Regions from separate parts of the Homo sapiens genome. Here regions 2 and 3 are each linked to region 1. A link is a contact called in ENCODE Hi-C or POLR2A ChIA-PET data. All regions are on one chromosome and are shown on one strand. The core of a region is the stretch at or near the end of the contact, and the rest is flanking DNA. Distances in the headings are between cores, read along the strand shown.

Region 1 (4,334 bases), core at 1,025-3,524:
AATGCTAGATGAAGAGTCACGGGACCTACTCTAAGTCTGACTCCACATTTCCAACTCTTGAGACTTCAGAAATCATTTAAATTTTCATCTTATTCCCTAACTATACCCTCAGAGTCTAACAAAGAAGGACTCAAAACGATGACACAATAAGTGAAATCTCTGGACTTTGGTCACATCATCTATAAAATGGGTCAACTACTAGTTATTTTGAAGGGTTATTGTGAAAATTCAATACTGTAATAGTGTGAATAGTAAAGCGCATGCTAGGGTCCTGGAAACATCCTATATGTTCTAAATGTTCAATAACTTGATCTAGATGGTAGTTATTTTATTAGTTTTCTATTGCTGTGTAACACATCACCACAAACTTAGTAGCTTAAAAACAAGAGACATTTATTAACCCACAGACCTGCAGGTCAGGAGTTTGGGACATCGCATAACTCTGTTCTCTCCTCAGAGTCTCACAAGTTGAATCAGGCTATTATCAGGGCTGTGTTCTCTGGAGAAAAGCCTTCAAAAAGGTCATTCAAGGCCGGGCGCGTGGCTCACGCATGTAATCCCAGCACTTTGGGAGGGCAAGGTGGGTAGATCGCTTGAGCTCAGGAGTTCGAGACCAGCCTGGCCAACACAGTGAAAACCCCGTCTCTACTAAAAACAGAAAAATTAGCCAGGTGTGGCTGTAATCCCAGGTACTTGGGAGGCTGAGGCACGAGAATCGCTTGAACACAGGAGGCAGAGGTTTGCAGTGAGCCAGGATCGCACCACTGCACTCCAGCCTGGGCAACAGAGCAAGACTCTGTCTCAAAAACAAACAAACAAAAAAAAACAACAAAAAAAGTTCATTCAAGTTGCTGCCAGAATTCAGTTACTTGTGGTTGTAAGACTGAGTTTCCCATTTCCTTGATGGTTATCAGCCAGGAGATGCTCTCCAGCTACTAGAAGTTGCCTATATTCCTAGCCATGTGGCCCCCTTCATCTTTAAAACCAACAACAAAGAATCTCCCTCACATGGAATCCTTCTTACACTTTGAATTTCTTCAGGAAGAACATGGCCCCTGTTAAGGGCTTATCTGATCTAAGGTCAGGTCTACCTAGGATAATGCCACTCTCTTAAAGTCAACTTTGTCATATAACATAATCAAATCATAGGAATTATATACCATCATATTTACATGTCGCTGCCACAACTCAAGGGGAAGGAGATTATGTAAGAGCATAGATCACTGGAAGTCATCTTAGTATTCAACCTGCCATAGCTACAAAGATACACACAAATGTAAAACTTCATTGTTCTTATCTATACTGTTGCTATTAGATCAAGTCTTATTCTAAACTCTCAGTAAGTTCCCCCAAAAAATATAACCTCAAGTTGTTGATGAGGTCAGAATCTGTCAAGGTCCCTGAGCCACTCAGCTGTGATAATCTGGGGACTACATTACAGGTACTAATGAAAACTCAGCAGTAATTCTGGCACTGGGAAAACCTGACATAAACCAGATGCTTGCTCTTAAAAAGGTAGTCAGCTAGAACTAAAAACTGTTTTTCCTTGCTTTTGACTGGAATTATGCCCACAAGTAGCAGTAGCACTGCCAATCTCAGGCAATCTAAATATGAATCTTAACAATAGTTTTACCTTGTAAGAATATTAATTAGCTAATACATAAATACAATTTCACAGGGAAAAAACTTCAAAATATAGGATTCATAAGTGAAATAAAAGTAGAAATACTGTAAACCCCTTCTAAGGCTAAGGCAAAGAAAATACAAGACAAGCCTCAAATATCTTGTGGTGCCAGAAACTAAGGAAGTGCTCAAAACAAACAAAAGGATGACAGCACACAGGATGACAAAAGGGCACAAAGAAGCCAAACTGAAAGTGTTCCCCAACTGCCAAAACTGGAACAATTTGAGCAAAAATAAAAGCAAATAAAATAATGATTGAATTGGATTGGATTATAATTTTTTTTCCTTCATTCCAAGGAATGAAATTTTCATGAGTCTACACTGATATAAATACTTAAAATGAAGAAGGGACAACTCTTCTTTGCAAAAGAATTCCAACTAATAAATGTTGAAAGAATGAGAGACATTAAAAGTCACAATTAGAATTCCACAGAAATCATTGCCACAGGCAAGATCTGATGAACCTTGATGAATGCTAAAATTAGTTGGTGAAAGTTTAAGCAGAAACAGAATGTTTGCATAGAATGAAGCAAAAGAAGGAAAAAAAATTATGAGCCCTTGATTTAGGGTCTTTGAATGCCCCCTGCTGGTCCACAGAGTGAAATTCAATGAAGTTCTGCCAAGCTGGGTTCCTTCCATAGTCCATAAATCAATTGCCCTTCTCTTTTCTTTCCAGTTATATACCTGTTACAACAAGATGGTTTTCCTATTCAAAACCAGGATATTCTGCTCCTACTAATTCATAGTTACTTTCTTCCTCTAAAAATATATCAAAAGGCTCACTAATTACCAAATCTATCTTCCCTCTAACCAGAAGAGTACATCATAAACCCACAGCCACTTCCTGGCTAATCCTCAAGACTTGTCAGGTACAGGTAAACTTTCCAAAGTTCCTCCCACTGACCATCCCTGGGACACCTAGGGACATCACAATAAGGGCAAGCCAGTCGAGTCTGTGAGAAGAAGGACAGATCCAGTAGTGGGAGACAGGGCCTCCTGAAGATGTCGGACATGGAGAGTGTTTAGAGCGCAGTACTACTGAAGGACACCTTGTCTACTGACATCTTGACCTCAGGGTTGAGGCCCAAACAGATAAAAGATAAATGTCTCATATATATATATATATATATATATATATATATATATATCCTCTAAAATTAGTAATTCATTTGGTTCAAGTAAATCAAAAACAGCTCTTCATCAGGAAAAGACTGGGAATTCTTGTGGCATATGATACTAGAGACAAGAGATATAAACTGGCAGTGCCCTGGCTGCATATGGGCCAAACAGATTTTATTTAGCCCATACAATATTTTCAAAGTCTTGAATTGGATGTCAATGTTCTAAAATATGGAGATATCACAGTTAAAAAATCAAAGTTTCTGGTTTCTCTTGGAAAAACAAATCTACGGAGCTGGGCATACAGGGTTTGTTTCTACATGGTAACAAAGCAGCAGAAACTGAAAAGAGGCTGCCCCTTGAGATGGTCCTTGCTCTTCAGTTCCTTCCCCACCACTCATACAAGGCTTGTGGCTAATATCCACTCTGCTTGATCCACAGGTATTAAATATCAAGCCCCTGCAGCAAAAGGGTTTGCCAACATCTGCAGAGTGCAGTACTATTAGTTAATATACTTTTAAAAGCTAGAAGGACCTTGCCCGCCATCTGCATAAGCCTCACTAGTAACATTCATCCCTTCTTTCTAAAAATCACGATAGCTAATTATATCTATTCTGCAAAATTTACATTTACTGCTCTGAATTTTGTTCTTTTACTATTAATATTCTACACCAATAAATCAGAGTCACCCGAAAAGTTTGTTAAAACTTTCTTGCTCAGCCCCACCAGCCAGGGTTTCTGTTTCAGTCATCTGAGATAGGACCTGAGAATTTGCAATTCTATCAGGTTGCCTGGTAATGCTGATGCCACTGATCCACAGACCACACTTTGAGAAGAGCTGCTATTCTCCAACCCAATGTTATTTTAAACATTTCCATGATAATTTTACCCATATCTCTAGAGCAGCAATGTCCAACACAACTTTTTGTGATGATTTAAACATTTCCATGATAATTTTACCCATATCTCTAGAGCAGCAATGTCCAACACAACTTTTTGAGATGATGGATAAATTCTACATAAAATGCTGTCTACATATAGTTATTGGGCATGTGTGATTAAATAACTAGATTTTGAATTTTATTTAATCTTAATTGATTTAAATTTGAATCACTACAAGTGACTAGTTGCTATCATATTGGACAAGGTTGTTCAAAAGACTCTTGAGGAGCCAAACAGAAGAGGGCTGGCAAGAGAAGAAAACTTTTACATGAGCTTAAATAGCAAAACTCGGCCGTGCACATGTCTGTAATCCCAGCACTTTGGGAGGCCAAGGTGGGAGGATTGCTTGAGCTCAAGAATTCAAGACCATCCTGGGCAACATGGCAAAAATTTGTCTCTGCAAAAAAAAAATGCAAAAATCAGCCAGGTGTGGTGGTGTGTGCCTGTAGTCCCAGCTACTCGGGAGGCTGAGATGGGAGGATCAATTGAGCCTAGGAGATCAAGGCTGCAGTGAGTAAAGATTGCGCCACTGCACTCCAGCCTAGGTAACAGAGCAAGACCCTGTCTCAAAAAAATAAAAATAAAATAAC
Region 2 (4,334 bases), core at 988-3,487, 650 kb before region 1:
CTCTTCAGGATGCAAAGTTTAAATAGTAATACATAAGCAACCCAAAACAGGCCATTTTCACATTACATTTTTTTATAGGGCACGGTTAGAGCTTCAGCTTTTGAGCTCCATTTTAGTTTGATTGCTCTGAATTTTCTTAAGTATCATCTGAAATTTAATAGTTTTTTTATAGAGATGTTTCTGGAGATCATTTTATGTAATTTTGACACACTCTTATGCAGAGTCCTTTCATTCTTTAATAAATTCATATTGAAGAGTAACATACATATGGAAAAGCAAGCAAATCAAGTGTTCACAGAATGACTACATTTGGTTAATCATCTTTCTGATGAAGAGATACAACATTTCGGCATCCCAGATCTTCCCATGCCCCGTTCCAAGAACCACCCCCCTTCTTTATGGGAAGACTTGTTATTCTCCAATTAATGACAGAACATGAGTGTAACCTCTTAAACTTTGTAATCTGTTATTTCTTTTTAGTAGCATGCCTAAATGGTGTGGCAATGATAATATTTTCAAACTGAATTTAAAAATGAATGGCCCAACTTTATGACTCATGAGGATTTAGGCAGTCAAAGAGTTTTAACCTAAAAAAGACAAGAGTTTGAAATTACCTGCCATCCAAATTAGTGGCTTGGACAGCTGCAAATACTTTGGTTTTCAAAGGTAATCCTATACTGGGGATAATTAACTGCTGGTTGTAGGTTGAATCCTAATGATGAAACAATAAAAAATCTATTATTACCTCCCCAACAACAGCACACTTACTACTTAAAACAACAATATTAGAGAGAGAAAAAAGAAAGTAAATCAACATAAACCTACAGAATCAATCCAAAAAGGATTTACGTGACCCTCTGGTTTCTTGGCAGAACTGTTATTAAGCCATATCCATGTAACAAATTGATTCCATGTGTGAATCTTTTTGTTTCCATAGTTTACCATATATGGTGGCTAATGTTCACTGTATCTAAATTATATTCAGTGGTCACTAGTTAATATTCAGTTTGGTTAATATTCAATGGTCAATATTTAGTTTACTTAAATTAATGTTCCATTTATTTGATTATATTAGAGACTAATATTGAGTTTATTTAAATTATATCTGTTTAAATTTAAGCCCTTTACTGTAGGCACTGTAGTTCTTATACTTCTGATAATATTTTATTTACCAAAAATCACTTACCTGGCAAATTGAAATTGTTAAAGTTTAATTGAAAACCAAAGTAAGACCATTTTAAAGTCACAGAAGAATAGAAATTTTCTTCTAGGGAGAATAGAAGAAACTACAGGAGAACCAAATTTCTAGAATGTATCAATATCTTCAAGATGCAAGCTTTAAATAATAATACACAGAAAACCAAAATGAGACATTTACTCATTACATTTTTTATAGGGCAAGATTCAGCTTTTGAGACAAACACAGACTCCAAGCTGCTAAAATACATGCCATATGGTTCCTGCACAAATTCTTTAGAGGTCACTTATAGAAGGGTATCTCAGGACTTCATTTTTACTTTTCTACCCTTATTTTGGACCAGTTCTAGAGAGCTTATTTGTATCATTCTCAAATCCACAGTAGATTAAAGCATCGGATTAGAAATTAAGAAGTAGCAGGTATAATTTGATAATGAAGAAAACCAGAAAAAATAGAGTGCAAAAAACAAACCAAAAAAACCCTCCAAATTTAAGCAGTCACATCATTTAACAGAGGCCAATTGTTTCCCTAAACTTAGTAATTCTGAAGACATTGCTGTTTGGCAGAAAAGTTTTAATGTTCATTATAAAATCTTAAAATCATTGGGAAAGACAACATATCAACCATAATATCTTTAGAAGGCTTGGAAGAAAGCAAAATATTTTGAATTTTATAATTTAAGACAGTAATAGTTGGGATGCTTCATTTTTGGAAAAAAAGTTAATACGAAACATTTTATTGCCAAATAAAGCCAAATATATAAGAGATATACTTAAAAACTGATACTCTTCAGTCTTTTGTTTTCTATATTTTGGTGATAAATGATTAGCTCCTCTAACCATGTCTGATAGGTAGTATTTTTATGTGATTATCTTTCAGGCTCCCTTTTCCAACTTCTCCAAATAATCTACACTTCATTAACTATACAGCCCTTTCATCTTATATTTGCATCATTATTGTGCAGAAGAATGCTTACTTTCTTTACAACATTATATTGCTGAGTCATTTTGCAAATGACATATGATCCACCTGTGATTTAATTATGAATCATCAATTTTTTCCTACTGGAATTGCTTCTAAGAGGTAATTTTCTGACTTTAATTTGTATGGTGGCTTTTACTCATTAGTAATATATTGTCCCTAAAATCAATTATATCCATTTTAATTTTTCTCCAACATTTAAAAAATGTTCATAATTATAATAACCTTATTTAATATTTGCTGACTCTCCACACTCTCAGAAGAATCTAACATTTAGGTAGAATTCCAATACACAAAGGCATCCTTACTTTCCATTTCCACAATGAACAAAACTGACATATTTATATTGCACAAAATAAAGCCACAGTTCAACTGGTAATCTGCATATATGAAAATCACATAGCTGATAGAAGTCATTGGTTTTCTAAATATAATTTCCCCTCAGTATACTTACTGAATCCCAGAGCACATAAAAATAAACTATTGTGCTACATCGAACTGAGTGCAACTTTTCCTCTCCAAATAACAAATCAGAAAATGAAAGTAGTTGGGATGTAATATAAAATTTCATTATCCTCAAGGGTTAGAAATAAAAAACATTCCATGTGAAATAGGAATTAATGGCTTCAAAAGATTATAATATTTTATTTGGAATGCTACAATAAAATTACATCTGGCTAGCTACATGTTAATATTTCAAAAATAATAAGTATGATTTTGGATCAACTAATGAAAGTATATCAAAATTTTTTCTAGGGTAAATTACTAATTTTTAAAAATCCTGTAAAATGGCAAAATACTATGATGACACTGTGTTAAAAAATTTTTAGTTTGAGGCATTGAAACTCTTCTGTATTATACAGCAATGATGAGCAAATGCCACTTTATATTTGTCAAAACCCATAGAATGTACAAGAGGAAGAGTAACCTAAACATAAAAGAAATGTCAACTATGGACTTTGGTTAATAATGTATCAATATTGGTTTATTAATTGTAACAAATGTTTCACACTAACACAAGATGTAAATAATAGAAAAAAATATGTGCAAGGGGAGGGGGTATATGTGGGAACTCTGTACTTTCTAATCAACTTTTCTGCCAAACTAAAACTGCTCTATAACTGATTTAAAAAGAGAAGTATTTTGGCACCATCTATTTCACTTGTAGTCTAATATCAAAAAATTGGTTATCGTATAATTAAAATATTAAGGTTATCATCTAATTATAGGCTTTTTTAAGCATTACAATTTCAGAGATTCTTTTAAGGATTATACCTTGTTAGCAACAGAACTACAGTACCATCTCTTAATGATAAAAGAAAGACCTTAATAACAAAGCCTTCCTGAAATCCACACTTCAAAATTTTGATTTTCTGCTATTTCAGTGAGAGAATAGTTTAATTTCACAGAAAATAATAGTATCATTACATGTCATATGGATCATATTTTTCAGTTTTTTAGAATCAGGAATTCTCATCTTTGTCTCACTCAATTAGAACAAATAATATTAAATCCAACTAGTAATCTCAACTCAAGCTCAGACAGCTTATGCATATAAATTAACAGACGGGAATTTTCCAGTTTAAAGTTATATAAATATTGTTAACAACAATAGTAAATATCTGACCATATCAAAAGTGAATACTGGCACACGCTTGCTGAGTATTGTAGAACCAAGTATCTTGGCAGCTTCCTTTTTTTTTTTTTTTTTTTTTTTTTTTTTTGAGACGGAGTCTCGCTCTGTCTCCCAGGCTGGAGTGCAGTGGTGCTATCTCGGCTCCCTGCAACCTCCGCCTCCCGGGTTCACGCCATTCTCCTGCCTCAGCCTCCCGAGTAGCTGGGACTACAGGTGCCCGCCACCACGCCCGGCTAATTTTTTGTATTTTTTAGTAGAGACAGGGTTTCACCGTGTTAGCCAGGATGGTCTCGATCTCCTGACCTCGTGATCCACCCGCCTCGGCCTCCCAAAGTGCTGGGATTACAGGCGTGAGCCACAGCACCCGGCCGACAGCTTCTCTTTGCAGAAGAAAGTTTAGAAACGACAGAAAGGCAATCTTGATTCTAACACATTTTAATTTGTTGTTTAGAACTCTGTGGTGTCAGACTACAAACTTATAAACATGATTTTTTTAAATGCCTTTGGAAAATGTCCTAC
Region 3 (4,334 bases), core at 718-3,217, 550 kb before region 1:
TCTCACTTTGTCCCACGGTTCTCGGCAACACCATCAAATAGACTTTACTGAAAAGTTTGGGTAATTCAAGGGAAATAGCACATAGAATGTGAAAAGTTAAATTATGTCACAAATAAAACATTTTCAATAATCAAGAGAGAAACACAAAACAAGTTTGCTTTAATGCCACCTCTTTTTGGCTTCCCAGACATCAGATTTCTCTATTTTATAAAAACCCACCTTCTTTTACCCCCATTTGCCTTTAGGAAAATACTACTAACTACCCCAAGGATTCTTCTCAACAAAAATCACCTATGTGCCTCCAGCAAGAAAGTCTCTCCCTTAAGAGTCATTAATTCTGGAACAATATCCTGAGGGCCTTCAAAGGGTCAATCAGTGATGACTCATAACATTCAAAGTTTTATACCATAAATCTATATAAGATAGAGCCCTCATGGGCCACTCTTTTTACAATCTCCTCATCAGCTGCATGCATAACTATATATGCTCTCAATTGTATCAATCAGGGTAGGTCATGAAAAGGAAAGCCATTGAGATGAATAAGAAGATTACCATCAGAATGGCTGGAGAGTAAAGATAAGAAAGGCCACTGCTAGCTTTCAGGAGTCAGAATGCATGGATCACAGGAAAGCCCCCGTGAAGGATCTCAGCAGCCCACACCATTAAAGTAGCCGATTCTCAAGAAGTGGCCTAGAATGAGACAAAATTTATATCATATCTACCTCTGATGATAACCACACACCTGTCCATAGTCACCACTAAAGAATAATAGCTTCTTCTTTTCTTCCACTTTCCAAGAATTACACAAATGTCTCTTATTGGCAGAATTTAATCAGAGGCCTGCTGAGAAGAGCCTAGAAAAGTAGTTGTAGAGATAGCTTAGACAGACTGGGATGATCCTCAGTATCATTCAGTCCTAACCTTTGGATACTCACCATCCATACATACCTGTTTACCAATATCTAAGTTTTGAAACAACAAAATTAAAAAACAATAGTATGCTTTCACCTAACTTGGTGAATGTATTCCTTACACAAATAAAAGCAGGTTCATCCTTTCACCTAAAGGAGAAGACATTTGCCTCTCGAGTCCCATAATTCACTGTATCCAACTCTGTTGATGTTCATGTCTATTCTCAAAGTATCCTTTGTTATTTAATATTGTACATACTGAATTATAAGATATTAAGGACTGAATTATGTCCTCCCAAAATTGATGTGTTGAAACCCTATCCCCAGTGTGACTGAATTTGGAGATATGGCCTTTAAGGAAGTAATTAGGGTTAAATGAGGTTAGAGGAGTGGGGCCCTAATCCAATAGGACTGATGTCCTTAGAGGAAGAGGAAGAGACACCAGGGGTGCATGCACACAGAGAAAAGCACATGTGAGGATGAAGTGAGAAGATACCCATCTGCAAGCCAAGGAGAGAGGCCTCGGGAAAATCCAAGCCTGATGGCACCTTGCTTTTGAACTCTTAGACTTCAGAACTGTGAGATAAAATCTTCTGTTGTTTGAGCCACCAGTCTGTGCTATTTTGCTATGGCAGCCCTACTAGACAAAGGGCTAGCCACCAGTCACATAACTTACATAAAATAGCAAAAAAAATGGGGTAGGAGAAATGATTAACACATTCTTTAGTATATAATAAACAAAGAAAAAAATATGCAGTTATCACCATCCTCATTTCTGTAACTGGTCATTTATTTTTTCCACAACTCATTCCATGTGCTTATCTCTGCCACATGTTTTGATTCCTGCATGGTCTGAGCCATGTGTGGCCTTGACTTCAATTGCTATTATCATCCATTAACTTTTACCACTGGTCATGGAAGTACCAAGAGATACCTTTAAAAATCTCCTGAGTTCTACATACTCTTTCTTACTTTGTAGTAGAAACCCTGTTTCCCTCTGATAACCAGGATGAGTCATCACAGTCAGGAAAGCAACTTTCTTATTTGCTTGTTGATTCAATGGCCTGAGAAGGCTGAAGTAACCATGTAGCAATCTCAACTGCCAGTTAAATGGAGCCCTGCTTAGTCTCCCAGTGTGATTATTCTCTTTTTAAGAAATAATAGTTTTTTAACCAGAGAACCAAAACATGCAGAAGGAGAAAGTATAAATTTTGTGAGAGGACTATTTTGGGTAAGAGTGAATAAATCCACTCTATTTCAATCCCTTGGATCCTGGACTCAAGCATTCTTTGTATTGAAGAAATAACATCATATTAGTCACTGGTTCACAGCTTATATTGCATTGCATATGACAGCTCCTCAAATTCCTAAGTGTTGTAATCCAGGGCAGCTTTGTAACTATGAATCTAATAGGCCATTCCACTGTTCTGTCAGGCCATCTGTGTTTTGCAGTGAAGGAATATCATATAAAACCAGCATCTCCTTCTCCTGACTCCCACATGGATTTAAGCCCATTACCTCTGCTATTTTATTGTACAATATCTTTCTTGGTCAAAAGCAAGATTCTGTGTGATACCTTGAGGCATTCAATTAATCATAGATGATAGTATTAGAAGAAGCATTGAAGGCAAGAAAGGCAGAGTGAGTGCCTTTTCCTATGAAGACAAATTGCTGCCCCCTCCATGATGGAAGAGATCCAATGTGATCAATGCACCACCAGGTGGTTGGCTGGTCCCCCAGACAGTGGTGTATTATCAGGGGCTCAAAAGTAGACACTGTTATTGGTAGATTAGTTACTCAGTGGTGATGACAGACAGTTCAGTCTTGGTAAAGTAAGCCCCTAATTTTGAGTCCATACATATCCACCTCCATCCCTGAAGCCATAGCCACTGTGTTCATTAGCCCATTAAAGCAAGCACAGGAATGGCTGACTGACATCCATGGAATAGGTCATCTTGTCTACTTCATTATCAAAAACCTTACTCAAATGGCTTCCCTTTGAGTATTGAGTATTTGAATATTGTGATTTAAATATTCTCTATGTCCCCATTGCAAGAGTCCTATCCACAGAAGTCTTCCCTAGATTGCTTTTCAGCAATCCATCAAGCTTGTGATTTCTAAGTTCCTTCTAAACAAACTGTTAGCTTGCTGCCCTGTGATTACTTTAGATACATACCTTTGCTACCTCTCTTTTCAGGCAAGTAAACAAAGTATTCAGAGCTCTGCCCACAGTATTCAGGGCACATTAGTGCTAGAGCAGCTGACCTTTTACTTGCATCACCATATGATGCAGTAGTATCTATAAATAAGGCTAAATAGTCCTTCTTCCTCTGTCAATTAGTCATAGGGAATGTCCCATAAGGCTATAGGTATGGGTAAAGAGATAGGCAGACGTGTAGCAAGAGTAAGGTGTGGAGCATCTGATCTACTGGTTCATGCCACTCACATGTGTTTTTCAGGACATACTTGTGCCTATTTTTATATACCCACTTCTACATGCTGAGGCATGCTATTGCCCAAGCCAAATTCATGACTTTGGTAGTCATATAACACATAGTTCATTATGGGAAGATTATGTCCCATAGTCTTCTTAAGAGAAGAATAATTAGAAGAAACAAGCATGCAAAGGCTTTTCTCAAAGCCTTCCCTCCACGTAATCCTTTTCATTCAGCTGCCCAAAGAGTGACAGGGTGACAATATGGAAGATTACCTGAGATGTTTTAGGGCAGGGGGACCTGCAAGTGGCATTTAAGACCATATGCGGATTCTATTGACCAGAACTCATCTAACTACCAAAGTGTCTAAGAAATGTAGTTTAGCTTCCTCCTCTTCACTGCTAAATAAATAGATATTTACTATTGCATAATTTCTATGAGTTAGGAATTTAAGAGTATCTTAACTTAAGAATAGCTTAATTTGGTCTGGCTCAAGGTTTTCCAAGAAGACCTTGTAATCAAGAAGTCAGCCAGGGATTCAGTCCCTCGGGATGTCTGATCAGGGAGGGTGTGCTTTTACGCTAACTCATGTGGTTGTTGGCAGGCTCCACTTCCTCGATGAAGACTGACCACCAACACAAGCACAGCTCTCCCAAAGACAAACAGAAATCATACGTTCTAGACCAGTTGTTCTCAAAATGTGGTCCCTGGACAGCAGAAACAGCATCATCACTGGGTAACTAATTCCTGGGCCACATCTTGCAATTACTATACACAAACCTCTAGGTATAGGCACCAGCAATCTATGTTTTCACAGGTTGCCATATGATTCAATGCATGCCAAATTCGAGAATCACTGGTCTGGAACCAAAAAAGGAGTAACATGAAACTTATCATCTTAGTGGCTTTCCATAATCCCCTTTCAGACTCCCAGAAATAAGAATTGATCCCATTACCCAGTCAAGTGTTTATGGCTTTAGCTACCAAG

The links. A loop is a pair of places that touch in the nucleus more often than their neighbours do. ChIA-PET counts read pairs that join two places held with the same protein, here RNA polymerase II (POLR2A). Pooled maps may share reads with other maps.
Region 2: a loop to region 1 is called in a pooled map, with 4 times the contacts of the local background. The contact joins two enhancer-like sites. A Hi-C loop is called at or near these places in 1 of 168 maps with a recorded cell type or tissue (PC-3) and 2 of 50 pooled maps. POLR2A ChIA-PET finds 5 or more read pairs at or near these places in 1 of 52 experiments (activated naive CD4-positive, alpha-beta T cell).
Region 3: a loop to region 1 is called in a map with no recorded cell type, with 3 times the contacts of the local background. The contact joins two enhancer-like sites. A Hi-C loop is called at or near these places in 3 of 37 single-sample maps with no recorded cell type and 1 of 50 pooled maps.

What each region holds. Positions count from the first base shown.
Region 1 is chr3:101,807,316-101,811,649 of GRCh38, reverse strand. The region is part of intron 6 of NXPE3 (neurexophilin and PC-esterase domain family member 3); the gene reads right to left. Among named protein-coding and RNA genes, the nearest start is that of NXPE3, 30 kb to the right of the region's middle. Within about 2 kb of position 2,274, at least 5 of the 41 ENCODE cell types and tissues checked have a DNase peak (open chromatin) inside an H3K27ac peak, as active enhancers do; they include PC-3, where a contact is called at or near this core.
Region 2 is chr3:102,458,659-102,462,992 of GRCh38, reverse strand. ZPLD1 (zona pellucida like domain containing 1) reads right to left here. Exons shown (of 12, transcript NM_001329788.2): 7 at 615-712. Among named protein-coding and RNA genes, the nearest start is that of ZPLD1, 26 kb to the right of the region's middle. Within about 2 kb of position 2,237, at least 2 of the 41 ENCODE cell types and tissues checked have a DNase peak (open chromatin) inside an H3K27ac peak, as active enhancers do; they include PC-3, where a contact is called at or near this core.
Region 3 is chr3:102,352,949-102,357,282 of GRCh38, reverse strand. No RefSeq gene overlaps it. Among named protein-coding and RNA genes, the nearest start is that of ZPLD1, 80 kb to the left of the region's middle. Within about 2 kb of position 1,967, at least 3 of the 41 ENCODE cell types and tissues checked have a DNase peak (open chromatin) inside an H3K27ac peak, as active enhancers do.